Regions from separate parts of the Homo sapiens genome. Here region 2 is linked to region 1. The links are chromatin contacts, found by Hi-C or POLR2A ChIA-PET in ENCODE. All regions are on one chromosome and are shown on one strand. The core of a region is the stretch at or near the end of the contact, and the rest is flanking DNA. Distances in the headings are between cores, read along the strand shown. Region 1 has its middle 46 kb from the start of SERTAD2. Region 2 overlaps LOC105374776 (a long non-coding RNA gene).

Region 1 (5,500 bases), core at 1,508-4,007:
AAAACATTTACTGTGCACTAAATAACATTCTCTGTCACTTAATCCTAGTGACACAGTTAGAGACTACTGTTATATCCAGGTTACAAATAACAAAACTGAGTACTTGAAGGTTTACACAATTACCCAAAGTCATTCAGCTGCTATATAGCTGGGATCTAAACCCAGGTAGCCTAATTCCAGAGAAATAGAGATTTACTGGCTCACCATAGCATAATGGTTAAAAGCATAAGCTCTGGAATCACAAAAGAAAACACCATTAATTCTCCCTACTAAGGCCAAGGAAGAGATAACATTTGGGTTACGCTTAAAGGAGGAATAAAATTTCACCATGCAGAAACAGGGAGAAGCAACCACAAAATGATGTAATTAAGGATGGGGAAATAAAATGGCAAAGTGTGTGTATTTAGGATACTGAGACTTTTTTTGATGAGGTTATAACATAAAATGTACTTGAGGAGAGAGGGAGAGGATGAAGCAGAAGTCAGTTGGGGTCATTTCTGGCACAGCCTTCATACGAGTGTAAATTCTATCCTGAATACTTTCCAAACCTTTTCACATCAGGGCATACAAAAATAAAACATTTGTACAGCATACTGCAGGAAATGAACCCACCTGTTTGCTGCTGGAGCCCACAGGTGACCAGCGCAGCCAGGATCTATTGCCCGCTCTCCCCTAAGGGCCGAGGGGATTGGATATGGGGTGTGAAATAGAGAGCTGGGATTCCAGTTTAGATGATTAAGGGATGGAGAGAGATGCCGTGACAGGAAATAGAGAATTTAGAAGGGTAAGCTGGGAAAACAGAACAAGTTTAATTCAGGATATGCTGTCAGGGGCCTGCAAGACAATTAGGAGAGAACTTTGTAATACCTTACCAGAGATCAGGAGAAAAATCCTACCATTATCTGACTCATCAACCCACACTTTCCAAAATCCTTGCTTTCTTACCTTAATTAATTATTACCCCAGTGTTGTGTTCAAGCCATATGTCCAATGTCTTTTGGATCCATGAAAAAGAAGATTGAATATTTTTTGGGAAATGTGTTTATAAATATGGGGAGAAAGTAGAAGGATTAGAAGGAGAGGGGGTGAAAATGACTTGCATTTTTAGAAAAGGTGACAAGTGCGGCTTTTGATATATCTTTATAAGAGCACAGCCTACAAAATGGTTCTAAAAAGTTAAGGGGAATAGTTTGTAGCCAAACAATTAAATTCACTGGGTATTAGGGAAGGTACAATGCAATTGTGCAACACTGGAATTTGACCAGGTCATTAGGGTCAAGTAGTTAAATGTAGAAGGTACTTCTGATTACCTAGAATATGAAAACGTCTGTTTTCCTATGCATTAAAGGAAAACTTCTAAATCACACTGTCTTTCATTTCTCTTGTCCCTTAATTCTGAATGTAACCAATGATACTTAAGTGGTACAACTGGAGGGGAGAAAAGATAATACTCCCAAAATACAGATGAGAAAATGTTTTAATTAGTGATTTTGAAGTAGTTAATGTGTGTTAACAACTGTGGTTCTATAAAAAGAAACCATGCGGAGAATATACCAACATTTAGTTTATGTTTTCACAAGTATATGCTGACTGTCTCATTATTAAGTACACAGAGCTCAAAAAAAACCAGTGCTACAGAGAGTGTACACTAACTGTTAAACATTGTAGAAGAGGTTGAGAGATACTGGCTAATGACTACCATAAAAGGAGTAGATGACTAAGAACAGAGAGGATGTGTGACTAAAAAGTCCCTCTATGGTTCTTTGAAAATTCCCTGAATAACTAGGCATGCCAAATGTGGTCTGTCATAAAATTATTTGATGCTAAACTCTGTAGTTAGACGACAAATATACGCTGTGTCCAAAGGAGAAAGTCTTTGTATAGACCATTTAATTGCAAAGTGCCAAGACAAATCAAGACCATTAATAAGTGAAAGTGTTAATCAAATTAAAGTGTGACCCAGAGTTCAAACACTCCTGGGCTAGATTGGGCTCACTCTACAGACTCATTCAATTTTTAGGGGGCATGACCACTGTGCAGCGGCCAGGCACTTTGGGCCACCACTGCTCCTTTCTACTCCTGAAAATGTACAGGAAGTATTGCTTCTCACAGATCCTTGAACACTGTAGAGTAATACTAGCTGGCACATCACAGCCTATCTCTAGTAAATCAACCTTTTCACCCCAAAGGCTTACTTACCACAGCTATACCAAAACTGCAGATATTAAAAAAAAAATCCCAGTACACATTTGGAAATGTATCATAATTCCCCTACACATACAACCGTCTCTGAATATGCTAATTGGAACAACCGATTTTCTTTAAAAATGTTACTTTTCCCTCAAGTAATAACTCCAAATTATTATAATAATGGTAATAGTTACTACTGTTACGTAAAAACATCATTTGATCCTTAAACTCATGAGGTAGGTTTCAGATGGGGAGACATATGCAAGGTCATATCCTTTAAGATCAGACTGGAAGCCAGGCACAGTGGTGTGCCCCTGAAATTCCAACTGCTCAGGAGGCTGAAGTACCAGGATCGCTTGAGCCCAGAGAGGCAACACAGTAAGATCCTGACAAGGTCTCGCTCTGGGTCCCCACACAAATCTCATCTTGAATTGTAATCCAAATTGTAATCCCCATGCACTGGGGGAGGGACCTCGTAGGAGGTGACTAGATGATGGAGGCAGTCCCCCCATGCTGTTCTCATGATAGCGAAGTGAGTCCTCACAAGATCTGATGGTTTTATAAGGGGTTTTTCCCACTTTGCTCGCACTTCTCCTTGCTGCCACCATGTGAAGAAGGACGAGTTTGCATCCCGTCCGCCATAATTGTAAGTTTCCTGAGGCCTCCTCAGCCATGCTGAACTGTGAGTCAATTAAGCCTCTTTCCTTTATAAATTACCCAGTCTCAGGTATGTCTTTATCAGCAGCGTTGAGAATGGACTAATACAGATCTCATCTCATATCAAAAAAACAAACAAACATCAGATTGAAACCCAAGTTTGTCTAACTTCAAAACCCATGTTTGTTTCACTACACTACATTGTTTCTTGATACTCTTCTGTTTGCTAAAATACATATTACAGACATTCATGGGAGAAAATATATTGAGTAACTAGTGACTCAAATGGGGAAACAGTTTTGAATGACTACAGGACTGTCTTGTAAAACACAGCAATGACTTTTTATGCCATGTGATTGAGGTTTTTTTTTTTTTTTTTTAGTTTTAGTTTTGGCTTTCCTAGTGTATGCCTGTTATGTATCCCTCTAGACATGTCTAGAATACTATATCAAATTTCACTAATATACAGTCCTTTAGTAAAATGTATACCCTCACCATGTGTGAATCCTGCATATTTAAGAATCCATATTCCACGTATACAATGAAAAATAAGCAAATCTTTACTCATCTTTAGAGCTTTCTTGCTTTTCTTTCTTTCTTTCTCTCTCTCTCTCTCTCTCTCTCTCTCTCCCTCTCTCTCTCTCTCTCTCTCTCTTTCTTTCTTTCTTTCTTTCTTTCGAGACGAAGTCTCTCTCATCCCCCAGGCTGGAGTGCAATGGCGTGATCTCAGCTCACTGCAACCTCTGCCTCCCGGGTTCAAGTGATTCTCCTGCCTCAGCCTCTCGAGTAGCTGGGATTACAGGCACCGGCCACCATGCCCGGTTAATTTTTATATTTTTTAGTAAAGACGGGGTTTCACTATGTCAGCCAGGCTGGTCTCGAACTCCTGATCTCAGGTGATTCTCTCACCTCGGCCTCCCAAAGTGCTGGGATTACAGGCTTGAGCCACCGCAGCCGGCCCCACAGCCTTCTTTAATTCAAGATAATTGATTGAAAAATAAAGAATGAAGCTTACTTTCCTTATTGGTATTTTAATAAATCCTTACTGGTATTTTAATAATCCCATGTACAATGAAGAACAGATTTTATAAAAAGTTTAATTTTCTGAAATGATAAATTGTAAAATGGCACTTTGTTCCCCTAAAAGAATACAGTCAAATATTAAAAATATATACCATAATCACAGGGGATATTTATTTCTCTTGTTGCATCTATTCCCCTTCTTTCACAACCTCACCATTCTTTTCTTTGAGAACCACCTCTCCCTTTTTTCTCAGTCTGGATGACTTAATTCTCGGCACCAGGGATGGGCACATGGCCTAGGCCTGGCCAGTCAGTGCATTTCATCCCCTTTGCCACAGTGGTTGGTTCACAGGTGCATACATATCCCAAGACAGGCCAATGAGATTCCACACCAAGATTTCCACACAAAATATTGGGAAGTGCCTTCTTTCTTTCTGGGATGCTAAAATGGTAAGACTATGGATTCTTGCTGTCTTTACTACCACATGGGAACAATGCATGTAAGAATGAAGACACTACAGGGGAAACCAATGAAGAAAAGTGGGAAAACAACATATTCCTGATATTATTTGAGCGGCAGCAAGTTCAGGGATGGGGAAGGTTGGTCTCACCAGCCTATCCCTGCTATGTGGCCTTACTGTGATGCAGGGCACCCAGCTCCCTTAACACCTTATTTCTAGTCTTCCTGCCAATGCTAGGAGCACCGGATACCATTTTTGTTTTTGTTTTTTTAAATAGACCACAATCAGTTTCTGTTTTTGTTTGTTTGTTTGTTTGTTTGTTTTTTGAGACGGAGTCTCGCTCCTCTTTTGCCCAGGCCGAAGTGCAGTGGCGCTATCTCGGCTCATGCAAGCTCCGCCTCCCGGATTCACGCCATTCTCCTGCCTCAGCCTCCCGAGTAGCTGGGACTACAGGCACCCGCCACCGTGCCCGGCTAATTTTTTTTGTATTTTTAGTAGAGACGGGGTTGCACCGTGTTAGCCAGATGGACTCGATCTCCTGACCTCGTGATCCGCCCGCCTTGGCCTCCGAAAGTGCTGGGATTACAAGCGTGAGCCACCGCGCCCGGCCCAGTTTCTGTTTTTACAACCAAGAACCCTGGCTACTCCAATGAGTGAACACTTTTATAATTTTAGGGTGGAGAAAGCCTGCCTAGAAAGATACATCTGACTACATAACAATCAGACGTTGGGGGACAAACTGGCAACATCATAAAATATTGTAATGTACGTTCTGCTAGACTCAGCAAGCCCATACCTACAAATGTACCCCATGGAGAAAAATGAAAAAAATGTGAGAAAATGTTAGGTTTAAATGATGTTCCCAGCAGCACAATGCCTACAAGAGTACAATGAAAAACAAGACAGATGCCTGGAAATACTGGTTTGTTGAATAAATTATTATACATTCACATTGGAATACTATGCTGCCATTTAAAAAGACAGTCTATACTGACATGGAAAGATCCCCATGACTCAAAGTAACAGAAAGCAAAACAGCATCTATAGTATGATTTTATTTATATAAAGTTATCTATCTCTCTCTCTATATATATATACCCTGGGGGAGGGTGGGGTCTAGAAGCTCATTCATTAAAATGATGCCAGTTGATTCTGGGTGGAGGGCTTGC
Region 2 (5,484 bases), core at 552-3,051, 94 kb after region 1:
GAGTATTAGATTATATTAAGGAACTATTTCAATCTTGACGGATGTGATAAGGACACCTTATGTAAGAAGATCGCCCCATTGTTAGATGCATACTCTGTACAATAACATATGCTGTCTGAAACTTCATTGAAGATACTTCAGGAAAAAGAAGTGACTATAGATAAAACAAATAGGACAGAATAGTAATGGTTAGTGATGGCTGGTGAAACTCGGTGATGAGTCCAAAATGCTCTTATATTCCCCAGTTTTATTTATACTCAATTTTCATAATACAAAATAGAAAAGAGTTCTGTGGTCAAATAAGCTTTGAGAAACCCTGGTTTTAATAAAATTAATTTAGGCATTTTTTTTTTTTTTTTACCGTATGCCTTTTTATGTATATGTAACTGTGTGTGTAAATCTTTTAATTTTCTCTTTGATTAAAAGAAAACTTTTTTTAAAGACTGATATTCTGCCAAATATGCTAACTAACTCTAGGAATGACTGCATTCTACCTAACAACCAGTTTGGATTGAATTGCCTGCACTGACCACTACTGGACTGCATGATCAAAACAGGTGGCTTATGCTTTTTTTTTTCCCCATCTCTCTATTTCAGTCATAGGCAGCAGATCCCTGTGGATGAGCTTCAACTTCAGGGAGGTCAGCCACTTACTAGCTCTCTAATCCAGGCGAGTCATTAAACCTCTCTGCCCCTCAGTTCCTTCATCTGTAAAAAGGGATAACAATATTACCTACTTCACAGGATTACCATATAGAATAAATGAGATAACACCTGCAAAGCATTTCACATCCTTCTTGGAACACGGTAAGTCCTCAATAAAATCTGGAATTAAAGAATTAAACTCATTCTTTAAAGGCCAGCTTACATAATATGTGTAATGGAACTTTCTGAGTTTCCTCTACTCAGGATTAATTCCTTTATCTTCTGCATTCTGGCAGTTCTATACCTCTATATGTATGATTTAATTGTAAATGTCTCAAGGATAGGGACCATGTCTTATTCATCTCAGTATCACTCCAGCATTCTAATACAGGCTATCAAGCCCCAATGGATAAAAAAGAGGGTGGGGGGTCATCTTGGCAATTCAGCTTCCTTTAATCCTTGAAAGACCCATACAATACCACTTACCTACCAATGCACAACCACATCTAGCTGCAAGAGAGGCTAAGAAATGTAGTCTTTATTCTATACATTGAAGCAACACCCTATCTATCTATCTATCTATCTATCTATCTATCTATCTATCTATCTAAGATGAAGCCAAAGGATCAAGACTAGTTCTGTAAAGAGTACATTGCCTGCTTTCAGTGACTCTTTCTGCCTTTAATATACTGATTTCGGGATAAGAAAACAACAGCTTCCTGATATTATAAATATCGTTGAGCTTTTGTCATACTAGGAAATACCTTTGTATTGACACACTCAAATACTATTCAGAAAAAAAGCCTTCAAATCCAGAAAAGAAATAACATAAGTGCCTCTGTAGCAGTAACGTCCCCACTGAGGCACAGCAAGCTCAAACACTGAGCATTTTGACAGGAAAACACGCAGATATTTACTTTGGCAACAGATAGATTTCACAGTTATTACTTCCCAGGTCTAAGCTATATAGTCATACGTCTTCCAAAAGAACACACAGACAGCAATATAAAACCCTGGCTTTAATCAAATTATACCTGTTTCTTTAGTGTGAGCAAAGCTCTCTGCCAATACATAAGCATCTTTTCATTTGGTTTGCCTGATGTGGCATATGAGTGAGAAATCAGGTTAATCCAGTAGTGAGGACATACCAATAACAGAGACCTGATCTCAATAAGCTTTTGGCAGGGAAAGCTTTATAGCGTATCTGTTCCTTTCTAGTTGAGGTAGAAAGGAGTTCATACAACCAAGAGTGCAGAGCTCTTCAGTTCTCATGGGAATGGCTAACTGATTCATGGTGCATAACAAAAAATCTGCAGATGACCTAAACCATCATACTGACTGTCAGATTACATTTTCTTCTTTGATAATATTTTACCCAAATGACTAACAAGTATACACAATGACTACTTGTGTATTTTTCCTTTGTCTCACTTCCCTTATCACTTAGGACATTTCTTCTTATTGAAATTAATCAACAAATATTAATAGAGACATTTAATTAACAGTAATTGAAGCATTTGCTGTGCAATGTAAGAAACACAAACTATATAAAGGCACTGCCCTCACTGAATTTAGTTTACAATTCAATTGATTTTATTTGGAGTTTTTGTTCATTTTTTAACCCAAATTGTGGCATATTATATAACTACTGTGTACCTTGCTTTTTTTCACCTAATGCCTCTTGGAAAGGGTTTCATATTATTATAGAAATATGGAATACATGGGACTATGGGATATTCCTACGACAAGAGTATAAAATATTCCATATATAGGAGTATGGAAAATTCCATTTACAGAAATGTGGAATTCAAAAGAATAGAACTGCCTTATTAGCCTTTTTAAACAGCTACATAATATTTCATTGTATGAAAATAACATAATTTACTTAAGTCCTTAAATAATGCACATTAAATCTTTTGCTGTTACAAATAACGCCGCAATGAATAACTTTGTACATTCGCTACTTCCCACCTGGGCAAATACATCTACAGGATAAGTACCTAAAAGTTGAACTGCTGGGTTGAATTGCAGAGAGCATGTGCCCTTGTGATTTGGTACTTGTTGCAATCAAATAGCTATTGCCAGACTGTCCTCCGTGAGGGAAAACAATTTACACACTCCGTAAACACTCATAAATTTACTTTTATGTATTTGGAACTTTACTGTTGAGTGTCCTCATCAAGAGAGGCAATTATCAAATTTTGTGAATTTTGCCAGTCAGAAAGATAAAAAAAAGTCACTTCCTATTTTTGATTTGCATTTCTTTTATTATAAATGAATGAAGCTGAGCACTTTTCATATGTTGAAGCAGGTATTTAAGTCTATTTCTGGATTCTCCATTCTGTTTCATTGATCTGTCTGTTATCTGTCGTTTTCAGAATTGAGAAGAATGATTCTTAATTTAAAAAGTAGAAGGTAAAACTGAGTTCTACCACTCACTAGCTAACTGTCTGATCTTGAATGAATCTCTTAATCTCTTTGATCTTAGCTTCTCCGTCTGTAAGACAATAAGGTTGAACCCCATGGGTTCATTAACTCAGATACATTTGTTGAGTTTTAAACTCCTTTGCTGGGTGCTGTTGATGTCAGGGAGAGCAAAAGCAGACACTGTCCCTGCTCACATGGAATTTACCGTCAGTGCGGGAGGGTCCAGCACTATTGGAATAATGACTTAGAGCACTGACAGTCCTAACTTAGGAGACTTGGAGAGGAGAAAGCAGGGAGAGGGCTGGAAAGGTTCCCAAAGGAAGTGAAGGAAGTAATGTGGAAACTGAGATCAGGTGGGAAAAGAGTTAGCCAGATGAAGCCAGGAGATGGTGGAGAGGAAGGCGTGTGAGGACTTGGCATGAAAAAAGAACTCTCTATTGTAGTTGGAGATAGACAGGAAAGTGGTAAGTAAGAGACGAGAGAAGCTAACGAAGTACACAGGAATCAGTTCCTGTAAAGCTTGGATAGATATTATGGTCTTTATCCTAAGCATTTGTCTTGCCTGGGACCTCTAAGAAGTAAAATCTGAGTTAAAGACCAAAGTGGTGACACTTTCTTGGAAGGCAAAAGCCAGGACAGTGAGGGTGAGGAAAAGGGAGGTAAAGTGAGGAAAGATGTGGAGCAAGGCAATGCTGTGTTATCACTCTGGTTACTGCACCACAATGAGCTCCAGCTGCAAGGAAACACAGCGGGTTGGTTACCAGGTGTTTGTTAACCACACAGGACTTCTCCAGAAAGTTAATGTGGAAAATCATATCTCAGAGCAATTCTTAGCAGGTAGAAAGGAAGGAATAATTTATCTGCCTGGTATTCTCCCATCTTGCATTGCCCATTGTTCATGTTTAATTCTACAGAAGCTAACTCCCATGTCCTTCCAGGGTGCATCACCCAGCCTCTCATTGGTTGTACCTGCGGTGTGGCATTTCATCCAAACCTGGAAGTGGAAGTGCAGGTGGAAGACCAGCCAATAGAGAAAAAAGGACACAGTCAAGGGAATCTGAGAAGGCACACAGGGTTTGTGTCCAACATACCATTAAAGAACTCCATGCAAGAGAGTGACATGGTCTGGCAACACTTGGGGGGACCGCTTAGAGAGGGTTGAGAATGGATGTAGGGAGATCAGTGGTGGAGTATTGCCATGATCCAGACGAGAGAAGACAGTGTCTGGGGCTGGCATTTGATGTAGAGATGGAGAAAGTGAATGGACATCAGAAATTTTAGGAGGTAAAATTGCCAGGGTTGAGGGATAGGTTGAATTTGAGAAATAGAGAAAGGCATCAAGGATGTCTGGGTTTCTGACCTGAGCAGCCCAGCCGATGGTGGTGTCATTGGCTGAGATAAGAATCTGAGGTAGTGAGGCAAGTCTGGGAGGAAAGATCCTTGGGATTTGAACTTGTGCCTATGAAAAGCCCAGTTGGAGACTTGGCATAGGCAACTGCAAGTAGGAGCCTGATTATCGGAGTAGTGGATGTGGGTAGCAGGGATTGCATATAGATGAGAAAAGGAAGCTTAAATAACCTAAACACTTAATGGCTCTGTAGAGAAGATTGGGTCTGCAAAGGAGAAAAAGAAACCACAGGCAAAGAGGTAGGAGGAAAATGAGAAGGGCTTTGGTCCTCAAAGCCCAGGGACTTGGGTTTTAGGAGGGAATGGTCCCAGAGAGACTAGGGGACATAAGGACTGAGTTCTTTCTGGCAATGTGGTGGTCATTAATTATTTTAGCTAAAGTGATGAGGCTGAGGAGTGAGGGGAGCGGATGAAATTGAAGTGGAGTATAGACGACTCATTTGAGAAGTTTCGCTGGGAAGGAGAGAAGAAAGAATAGTTGTAGGAAGGGGCTGTGGTTTCAGAGAGGTGTTTTTGTTTTGTGCTGAGAGAGACTCAAGCATGCTTAAGTGTAAATGGGAAGGATTCGGGTGTCAGAGAAGCGTTGGAAATAGAAGGGAGAGGAGACATTTTCTAGTGTGGGGCTCTGGGGGCTGGGATCCAGAACACAGGTGCAGGGCTTGACCTAAGGGCAGGACGCATCCGCCAAGGGATGGGAGGAAAGGAAGTGGGGATGGCGCCAGGGAAGGTGGGGCTGCAGCAGGAAGCTGGGGGCCTGGCTCTATGGCATCAATTTTTGAAAAGTAAAGGCAGGTCATATGCAGAAATGTGAGGTGATTCAATCGTAGGCTGTTATGACAGGGGAAAAAAAAGAAATGTGAAGTTGGGGTAGGGAGGTGTTTAAGGAGAATGGAAAGGATTTGAAAGAGAAGAAACTCTCAACCTCGTGATTTTTTTTTTTTTTTTTTTTTTTTTTGAGACAAGGTCTCGCTCTGTCGCCCAGGCTTGAGTACAGTGGTGCAAACA

Evidence for each region. Hi-C counts contacts between places; a loop is a spot of excess contacts on that map. ChIA-PET counts read pairs that join two places held with the same protein, here RNA polymerase II (POLR2A). Pooled maps may share reads with other maps.
Region 2: a loop to region 1 is called in a pooled map, with 2.0 times the contacts of the local background. The contact joins two enhancer-like sites. A Hi-C loop is called at or near these places in 5 of 50 pooled maps. POLR2A ChIA-PET finds 5 or more read pairs at or near these places in 3 of 52 experiments (OCI-LY7, activated B cell and activated CD4-positive, alpha-beta T cell).

The regions. Positions count from the first base shown.
Region 1 is chr2:64,697,179-64,702,678 of GRCh38, forward strand. No RefSeq gene overlaps it. Among named protein-coding and RNA genes, the nearest start is that of SERTAD2, 46 kb to the left of the region's middle. RefSeq lists enhancers at 1,712-1,781, 2,859-2,918. Within about 2 kb of position 2,758, at least 3 of the 41 ENCODE cell types and tissues checked have a DNase peak (open chromatin) inside an H3K27ac peak, as active enhancers do.
Region 2 is chr2:64,791,935-64,797,418 of GRCh38, forward strand. LOC105374776 (a long non-coding RNA gene) reads left to right here. Exons shown (of 3, transcript XR_002959393.2): 3 at 598-2,938. Among named protein-coding and RNA genes, the nearest start is that of LINC01800, 69 kb to the right of the region's middle. Within about 2 kb of position 1,802, at least 2 of the 41 ENCODE cell types and tissues checked have a DNase peak (open chromatin) inside an H3K27ac peak, as active enhancers do.